Linked DNA regions of Homo sapiens: region 2 is linked to region 1. Evidence: read pairs that join two places in POLR2A ChIA-PET (ENCODE). Cell type or tissue: IMR-90. All regions are shown on one strand.

What was found. Peaks named below come from ENCODE experiments on the same cell type or tissue, not always from the same donor. Only the 100,000 strongest peaks of a DNase experiment are listed, where the experiment ranks them.
Region 2: POLR2A ChIA-PET joins it to region 1 with 7 read pairs; 11 of 35 experiments call an interaction of 5 or more read pairs at or near these places.

The regions. Positions count from the first base shown.
Region 1 is chr11:36,461,065-36,466,064 of GRCh38, reverse strand. PRR5L (proline rich 5 like) reads right to left here. Exons shown (of 9, transcript NM_001160167.2): 9 at 861-3,723. The coding sequence ends at 3,329. Among named protein-coding and RNA genes, the nearest start is that of TRAF6, 47 kb to the left of the region's middle. In IMR-90, no CTCF peak of the experiment used is centred here; DNase peaks (open chromatin) are centred at 524 and 2,094; H3K27ac peaks cover 414 bases.
Region 2 is chr11:36,394,771-36,399,770 of GRCh38, reverse strand. The region is part of intron 1 of PRR5L (proline rich 5 like); the gene reads right to left. Among named protein-coding and RNA genes, the nearest start is that of PRR5L, 100 kb to the right of the region's middle. In IMR-90, no CTCF peak of the experiment used is centred here; no DNase peak of the experiment used is centred here.

The DNA.
Region 1 (5,000 bases):
TTCATCCAGTGTTGTTTGGTAGTTGTGATGCTTGTGTTGACCTGATTTCCAGCCTTCCCCCCTATAGTGTAAGCTCCATGAGAGCAGGCACCTTGGTTATTTGTCCATCACTGTATCCCTAGTACGAAGAAAAGCGCCTACACACAATGGAAACTCCACAAGTGTTTGATGGGTAGATGGGTGGATGAATGAATATGATGGTGCACTGCTATGTCATGGGCACACTAATGACATGAAACCTGTTGAGGCAGAATGCTCAGTGGTTATTTACCATAGTTATGACCTGCAAAGGCTCAACCAAAACATACACACTCTCCTTTTACACCCTACAGGATGACTAATCAGTCACACCTCTTCAAAGGCTCTTATTAAGTCTTTAGCGGTCTCAGACTGTTGCTGCTATAAGCCTCCTAGAAGTATTTATGCAGAGTAAAACATAAATTTCCTCTGCCAAACAGAATCAGAGGGGAATATATGAGATCATCCATGAGTACATATGGTAACTGTTCCCTCTAGGTCAAATACTCTGGGAAGAAAGGCCAAGCTGGTTTTAGAAAAAGTATTGGCTTCTCAGACTTTTTTCAGTATTTTCTAGCTCCACAATATGTTTCTCCAGGAAATGAGTTGCCAATCCAGTCCAGGATTGCAAACAAAACCCAGGGAAGACTGGCTGAGCTAAGGCTGCTGTCTGACTGTGGAGTAGAGGCAACAAGAAAAGAGGAGGCAGAAGTTGGGGCAGGGAGTTTGAGGGAAAGATGCATCAAGATCTAATTTGAGGAAAAAAAAAAAAGATCTGATTTGACTGCTATACTTGCAAATTCGATCAAGACACCCCTGGGGCACCCAGCATGAGAATAGGGTAACATGGACAAAATGTTGTTTATTGAATCCATTTTGGAAACAGACAACATGAAAGGTTTCTGTGAGCTCACTTGAAGAGTCATGATTGCTTCCTGTCATCAAATGTCAACCATAAGAAAATCCTAGCATAAATAATGAAAATGAATCTAGGAGAGAAAAAGTGGTTAAGGACACCTCAGCTCTCACTCCAATAGCTCTCTGATAGCTAACATGACCATAAACATCAATAAAATTTTTTATAGGTACAGTCTATTTACTGCACAAATATCAAATGTGTACATCGATGGTAAAAAGTTGTAAACTGGCTAACAGTCATCAGCACTTAAGTACACTGGGTCTATACTGACACTTCCATTCTCATTTTAAGAGCTTATATATTTAATTGATGACTGCTCTCCTCATCAGGGACATTTAAGATATGGAAAAGGCATTTATATACACACGCACGCATGCACATATGCTTAACCTTACAAACTGAAAAAGTAAGCCCAAGCATGATTAATTAATTACTTTGCCTGGATCAATAAATACTAGTCTCAAATGTTAAGTGTACTAATAAGGACAGAAGCTATCAGTTACATAAATTATCATGTTGCTACCTACTGATGCTCCATTTGCTAATGCATGTTAGTCAGTCTGTAGACTTTATCCAACACATACATAGAGATTATTTTTTTGTTTGTTTGAAACTCTCAGCAGATCAGCAGATCTCTTTTGGACATTTCTCTCCCATCACTCTTAGGATGAAAATGAAATAACTCTTAAAATAAAATTTCTAAATTCCCAGCCATCAAGAGCACAATTCTAATCAATCATATTTCAAATCTTCACTCAGAAGGGAAATGCCATCAAGAGTTACATAATGAGAAGGTCTCATCACCGTGGCAGCTTAGACTGATCTTCACCTTCTCCCAGCACCCTCTTGCCATATTGGAAGCCAAGGTGGCTCATCTCTTTGAGATTTCATAAATACCAACAGGAAGGGTCAGAGGGGGAGCCTTGTCTTTTTTTCTGGAGCTGTTATCAGTGAGACCGACAACTACAAAGAGGAGGATAGGGATTCAAGGTGGATAAAAGCCCCCAGACCTGGAGGGAGCAGTAGAAGGATGCAGCACCGTGCCAAGGCCTGCTGCCCCCAAGTGCTTCACATGCTAGAAATTCTCAGCATTTCTTTAACCACAGAGAATAAACATCCTTCCAAAAGGTCCTGCCCACATCTCCCCTCTCTCCCAGCACTGTAAAGCATGGAAACATTCCATTTTCCATGCTTCCTGGAGAATCCTCTGCCTATGAGGCAAACTGGGTCTCCCCACCCCAATGCAGCTTTTCCTAGAAACCATGAAATTTACGAATTTACACAAGCCATTGTGGGTTCAAGTCCAGCTGCTTCTAGAGCTCTGTGACCTAACAGCCCTGCCCACCATGGATCTCTTTATCCTGAACCACTTCCAGTCTCTTTTCCCAGGAGCTCTGCTTGTGTTTTTAGTGTGAAGACTCACCCCACTGAAAATGAACAGTGCAAGATCCTATGTGCAAAATTTGCAAACATTTTTTTTTTTAAACGATACACATTTTAAAAATTCAAGTCAAATCCAGATAGATAGATACAGGCCAGTTGGTTGGTATCAGCTGGCCCCTCATACCCACCATAGGAAAGCATGATGAGAAAGTCCGTTTCTGAAATGAGAGAGACAAGAGGCACCAGCTTCTTATCTGGGGGTGAGTTCCTTGAGCTTGAGAGGAAGCCTGAGAGGGAAATGCTAAGGCTCAATGAAAGACAGGGCAGCTCCAGCCTCGCGGCCCTCCTGGGTCAAAAGCCAAAGGCCTCTGTGCAAGCAGCACATAGGATCTGGATGTAGGTTGAGGATAGATCCTCACCCACCAGTGGGGTAACTTTCCCAGCAATTCTGAAACTAAAATAAGGAAGGCACATTCCCAGAGCCCTGCTGAGTAGGGGCTTCAGGCTATTTTCACTCTACACAAAATGGGGGAGAGGAGTTCCCTCTCCACTAATTTTTCACCCATAAACCTCCACATCACTAGGAACCTAAAGGGGAACTCCAAAGGCCAACACATCCTTGGTGGTTATATGTGTTGTCCTGACAACCTCCTGCTCCAGAAATGCCAGGAGCATTGGATATGTCATTGGGAGCATCAGGCAGTCCAACATCGGAGGGAGAAAGGCCCAGAGATGAGGATCTGAGTCAGGCTGGCAAGGCTGGAGTCAGAAAGTGACCATTAGGCAACTGGTCACTACAATTGGTGGCTACAAAGAAGTGGTCACAGTCACCAAAATAAAGAGGTTTACAACAACGGTTTCCCCTTAGGTCATTTTGACCAGGACAGTACCCTAAAGGAAATAAGGCAGCATCGCATAAAGCAAGAGCCCCCCTCAGTAATCCACGGAGATGGAGGGGTCCTCATCCTGGTTGCAAAACAGGAGATGGAAAGGCCCAGGGGTGGCGACTCAGCTGAGGGAAGCACAGTTCAGCTCCGAGCCCTCCTGGCTGCCCCTGGCCCCCTCCTCCAGTCCGTCAGGGTTGTCAGTGATGTTGGGCTCACTGGAGCACTGCCGGTGGGGCGGGGGGAAGCTGGGTGGCAGGAGCAGGCACTTGTTCTCACTGCTGGCCTCCTCCCCCAGGCCCGAGTGCATCATGGTGGCCATGGCCAGCAGCTGGATGTCCGAGTGGGCATTGGCCACCGTGTGCCGCCGCACGCTGCCACACTTCTCCAGGTAGGCTTCCCCCTCCTGCTCTGTCAGTGGGGTCAAGACCATCTCATTCAGTGGCCGGCTGACTGCGGTTATCGGGGAGGCATAGTTCAGGACAGTCACCTTGGGCCGGACCCTGGAGTGCCGCCTGGCTGCAAGAGAAAAATCAGCAAAGACTGTTATTGGGGAGGGGGTATTGGTGCTTAAAAGCTCCTAATCCAACTGGGGGAAAAGAACAAGGTGCTCAACCTTTAGGAGCAGCTCTTAGGTGCAGCCCTGCCACAATGCAAGGGAGGAATCTGGTGATACCTAAATGTTTCTCTTGCAACTTTACCTGTTTATGCCAGATCCTGCCTGTAACCAACCCTACCCCACATATTAGGTGGTCACCAACAGACTTTCCTTGACAGATAAGAGTCAAGGGAATCTGGTGTGTTTTTCAGCTGCTGCCTGAGCTTCATTGGGTTTGCCCTAAAATTCCCTTTCAATCAATGTCCTCTGAGGACCTGAGCATTCCAAAAGAAGCACCCTGGCTTCCTGCAGGAGTGGCCTCTCCCATGCCAACAGGTGATATAAAAGAGTCTTCCTAAGCTGAAATCCAGAGGAAGAGATAACTGGGGAGTTACCTCAGTTGTCAAACCCAAGGTAGCAGGACTATCTTGCAAATCATACAGAACCACGACTATCAATGGCCCTCATCTCCTGCCAGGTGAAGGGTCTCAGACCTATGTTCTGTTCAAGTCAATTCTCCTGGACTCAAACAGCCTTTAGCATCATCAAAGAACAGGCTAGGTTCCATGGATCACCCCAAGGAGGCAGACACAGGAAGGCTGGATACTAATTATAAAACTGCTGCTTTTTGTTTTTTTTTTGAGACAGTTTTGCTCTTGTTACCCAGGCTGGAGTGCAGTGGTGTGATCTCAGCTCACTGCAACCTCCGCTTCCCAGGTTCAAGTGATTCTCCCACCTCAGCCTCCTGAGTTGCTGGGACTACAGGCGCCCACCACCATGCCCAGCTAATTTTTGTATTTTTACTAGAGACGGGGTTTCACCATGTTGGCCAGGGTGGTCCTGAACTCCTGACCTCAGGTGATCCACCCGCCTCAGCCTCCCAAAGTGCTGGGATTAAAGGTGTGAGCCACCACGTCCGGCCTAAACTGCTGCTTTTGAATTCTCATCATGTTCCAAAAACTGTGCTAAACCTAGACATTTTATCTTTTGAATCCCCCCCAAAACTGAACCTAAGTCATGGTATTGTATCAGTTTCCACTTTCCAGATGAGAAAACTGAGTCTCAGAGAGGGAATAGCTTACCCAAGGTCATATAGATAGAAGGTAGTTTAAGCTGGGACTCAAACAAGGTCTGTCTCTCTCCAGACCCTTGCTCTTCTAGCTGCCCATCCAAGGCCCACAGATAACTAGGGTAGGTG
Region 2 (5,000 bases), 66 kb after region 1:
AATGAATGACTTAAAAGGCGAGAATTAGAGTTCAGCAGAGTGAAGGACAAAAGGAAACACCACGAATCTCATAGTCACTTTTTACTTGACGGTTTAGTAGGTTTAGCCCAGAAGTGTTTTCACTGCCATCTCTCTCACCAGCTAACTCTGCTATGTCCCAAAAACTAATGATGCAAGAAAAAGATATTCTAGCCTTAAGTCAACCTTCAGGTTGCCAGGGGAGAAGATTTTTGCAGCTCCAGCTGGTTAGCACTTGAAGAAGGAGGAACCGAAGTCTCACCTCCAAATCAAACATGCTGTTGTGGTCAGAAGAGTGAGTTAAGCCACTCAGATGGGCATGGAGGCAAGCCATCGAGAGGGCACGGGAGGTGTTAGCAGCTATCTGCAGGCAACAGGCATAGCAACAAGGAACTTGTAATACGAAGAGGCAGAAAAGAAATGGCTTGTCCTGTCTCTTAACTTTTTTCTTTTAAGGAAAGCAGACTTATGTCCTGTTTTCCTGTACAGTCTTTGCCCCTTCACCCCCTGCTCAGAATGAGTTCAACAGTTTTGTTAAACTTTATTAACAAAAGAAGCATAACAGGCTGTCAAGTTTCAGAAGGCCTCAGCAGCTTCATAAATGCCACTGCAACGTGGAAAGATCTACACAAACCAAAAAATGAGGTGATGAAGAAATAAAGCCACAGAAGGTCCTTCCATATCCTTAAATTGGCTAGCTTTGGGATTTAACTCACCCAGTAAAGGTCACACTACTAAGACAGGATCCATTTCGCTGCCATTCTTCAAATGGACCTGCTAAATGCAATTCACCTGTGTAATTACAGGATATTAACTCCCTTTATGAGGATCTTAAACGAGTTAATGGAGCTGCCTCTCATTCCATGGCACTGGTACAGGGAAGTAGAAAAGTGAGCAGAATGGATCGTTCCAGGTGTTTACCCACCATCTTCCTGCCGAAACATCCACTTCTCCAGGAAACTGTAAGACACTGAGGACCGCAGGCTGGCTCCTGTCCCCGTCCACTTCTCAGTTAGTGTTCCCAGGCTGCCTAGTCCAGCAAAGCGCCTGGGCAGCCACAACCACGCACTCAGCCTCTCTTAAATAAGGGTCATTTTCAGCCTACGACTATGGCTCCCGCGGACTCAGATAAACTGCACAGTCACACACAACGAGTTGCCACTGACTCATTTTTCTCCTCCCGAATCCGCCACTCTCAATCCTGACAGCTGAAGAGAATGTGAAGCTGTCTTTGTCTCCACTGTTCCTACTGCCGGGCAGAGCCAAGAGACCTCCCCAGAGCAGCACAGGGAGGAAGGAGGAGGCCGTTGGGAGCATTGACAAGAGTGGCCTAAAGGGAAACGCTGATACACCCTGGGTTCACCTGCTACAGCGCTGGCCCGGCAGGCGCGGGCCTGTCCTGACCTATATCTGACAAGTCAGAAAATGACAGAACAGATGGGGCCTCGGAGTGGGGCCAGTCCAGGTCCCATTGACAGATGACAAAGGTATAGCAAAGAAGCAAAGAAACACATCCAAGGTGCTCGAGGCAGGAAGAGAGCCAGGACTGTGAGAGCTATTCCCCGACACCTGTTTGAGCATGTTCCCCAGCTCCCACCTAGGCCATTCTGCAAATTCCTTGAAGACAGGCATCGGGCTTTATTCACCTCTATATCCTCAAGACTAAGCTCACTGCTTAGCCTGGAATCCCAGCACTTTGGGAGGCCGAGGTGGGTGGATCACCTGAGGTCAGGAGTTCGAGACCAGCCTGACCAACATGGAGAAACCCCATCTCTACTAAAAATACAAAATGAGCCGGGCATGGGGGCGCATGCCTTTAATCCCGGCGACTCGGGGGGCTGAGGCAGGAGAATCGCTTGAACCTGAGAGGCAGAGGTTGCGGTGATCCGAGATCGTGCCATTGCACTATAGCCTGGGCAACAAGAGCGAAACTCGTCTCAAAAAAAAACAAAAAAAGAAAGAAAAGAAAGAAAAAGATGAAGGAAAAGAATTAAGAAGGCATTGGCTAGGCCAGGCACAGTCACTCACGTCTGTAATCCCGGCCAAGGCAGGCGGATCACCTGAGGTCAGGAGTTCGAGATCAGCCTGGTCAATATGGCAAAACCCTGTCTCTATTAAAAGTACAAAAATTAGCCGGGCATGGTGGTGCGTGCCTGTAGTCTCAGCTGCTCAGGAGGCTGAGGCAGGAGAATCGCTTGAATCCGAGAGGTGGAGGTTGCAGTGAGCCAAGATGGCACCACTGCACTCCAGCCTGGGCAACAAAGCAAGGCTTCTCTCTCAAAAAAAAAAAAAAAAAAAAAAAAAAAAAAGGCATCGGCTGCCTGGCTGACATGAAGCCAAGCATTGTCACAATACATAAACTTACTCAACCCTCACAAAATACCAGTTGAGCTGGGCACAGTGGCTCATGCCTGTAGTCCCAGCACTTTGGGAGGCCAAGATGGGTAGATCTCGAGGGCAGGAGTTCGAAATCAGACTGACCAACACGGTGAAACCCTGTCTCGACTAAAAATACAAAAATTAGCTGGGCGTGTTGGCGTGCCTGTAATCCTAGCTACTCAGGAGGCTGAGACAGGAGAATCGCTTGAACCCAGGAGGCAGGGGTTGCAGTGAGCCAAGATCGTGCCACTGCACTCCAGCCTGGGCAACAGAGCAAGACTCCATCTCAAAAAAAAAAAAAAAAAAGAAAAGAAAACTTGAACATCAGAGAAGTTAGGTAACCTACCCAAAGTCACACAGCTAGTGTGTGGCAGATCATTGACTGGTGCCTCATTCTCCAGCCCATTCCCACTTTTCCATGCTACCAAACTCAGCCAGAAAACTAGAATTGAAGCCACTAAGTTAGGAACTAAATTTCCTATCAAAAGTTCAATCTCATGCCCCTGAGATAAATAAGCTGGCATAAGGAACTCTATGACCATATTTGATGGGGCAAGAGGAGTGGTGAGAAAGGATGAAAGGAGAAAGAACAGCTGCCTTAGACACCCACTCCCTATGAGCTGTGTGACCTTGATCAAGTTACTTGACCTCTCTGAGTCTCAAATTCCTCCCACATGAAATGACCCTGAGTGACTACCTGAGGGTTGGAGGAGGATTAAATGGATAAATATTTGTCAAGCACTTAGAACTGTACCTGGCAAATAAGTGCTACATAAGAGCTCGTTCAATAAATAAAATCATGTTGTCGTAGTTATTTCTAAATTGCCAAGCCATGATAGCAGTGGGAATACAACAGCAGCTCCCTCTGCTTCTGGTGACGCAGTAGCGTCTGGAAATACTCCACTGAGGAGCAGACAAGTCCTCTGAGCCGCCATCCCCATCACAGTGCACCCAGGCTTGCCTCCTTAGCCCTTTAATAACTCATGACCTTATTTACTGACCCTACATCTCTGTGTAGCAAGTTCCTCAGTTTGAAAGTGTTTTTCTACACATGGTGTGCTTCTAAGTCTTACCTCAGTCCTGTAAGGCAGATGGAGCAGACAGTCTGTCACAAATTAGGAAACTGAGGCCTGAGCAGGCGCCTGACTTGGCCAAGCTTGGAAAGCTGTCAGGTCAGGGCTTCAGCCCCGGCCGGAAGTGTCCCAGACTCACGCCTGGCTCACTGTTGAGCCTGCCAGGAGATTCCTTTTTTCTTTTTTCCTATATATTTCAAAATATTTTCATTATGAAACATACTTTAAAAGTTTATACACACGCAAACATACATTTTAAATAATAATAATAGGCCAGGCATAGTGGCCCACGCCTATAATCCCAGCACTTTGGGAGGCTGAGGCGGGCGGACTGCTTGAGCCCAGGAGGTTGAGACCAGCCTGGGAAATGTAGTGAGACCCTGTCTCTACAAAAAATAAAAATAAAAATAAATTATTCAGGCATGGTAGTGTTTGCCCATATTCTTAGCTACTGAGGAGGCTAAGGCAGGATGATCGCTTGGGCCCAGGAGTTCAAGGTTACAGTGAGCTGTGATCATGTCACTGCACTCCACCCTAGGCAACGAAGCAAAACCCTGTTTCTATTAAAAAAAATAACTAATAAATAAATAATGATGAACTAGTACCTACTTAAGAAATAGAATGTTACCTTGGAAACTCTATGTGCCCCTATTTTTCTGATAATAGCATACTTGGTCATTTATTATAACAAACATAAGCATTCACATAACTCTATAACAAACATAGTGAAAGGCCTCTTTCTAGCCACTTAGCATAGAGCAGCTCTATCCTGTAGAACTTCAAGATGACAGAAATGTTCCGTATTTGTGCTGTCCAATATGGTAGCCACTAGCCATATATGGCTATTGAGAACTTGAAATGTGGCTAGTGCAACTGAGGAACTGAATTTTAATTTTATTTAATTGTTAATAGCTGCACACATGTGTACACACACATTCTTATTAATATCCTAAGAATGAGTAATGTTTTTCTTTCCTTCTAATAACACGTCATGGCCATCTTCCCATATCACTACATATTGATCTACTTTATTATGTTTAATGGTAGCTTGACTATTCCATTTAGGAGATATTACATTTTATTTAACCAGTCCCCTATGGGTAGATATTTAGGGAGTTTCCCCTTTTGTGGTTACTGTAAAGAATGAGCGAATCTGTGGGTCTTCGGGATGACATGACCATGTTTGTAAGGTGCCTTCTCAGCAATGGAACTTCTGAATCAAAGGGTCCAGAAATTCTTAGTTATGACTCCAATACCCACCCCCACCAGAGCCTAGAAATAGCATTGCAGAAAAGATGTTGAGAAGTATAATGCTTATAGCTCTGAAGGATGTACAGCCACAAATGTGTATCACTCAGAGCTCTGGGGGCAGATAAACCCTAAAATCAGTGGTCACTTTGCCATTCACTCACTGTGGTAGGCAGAAAAACATCTCCCCACCCCCCACAAAGATGCATACACTTGTCACCAAAACCTGTGAATATTATCTTATATGGCAAAAGATGCAATTCAGATAAGAATTTTGAGAAG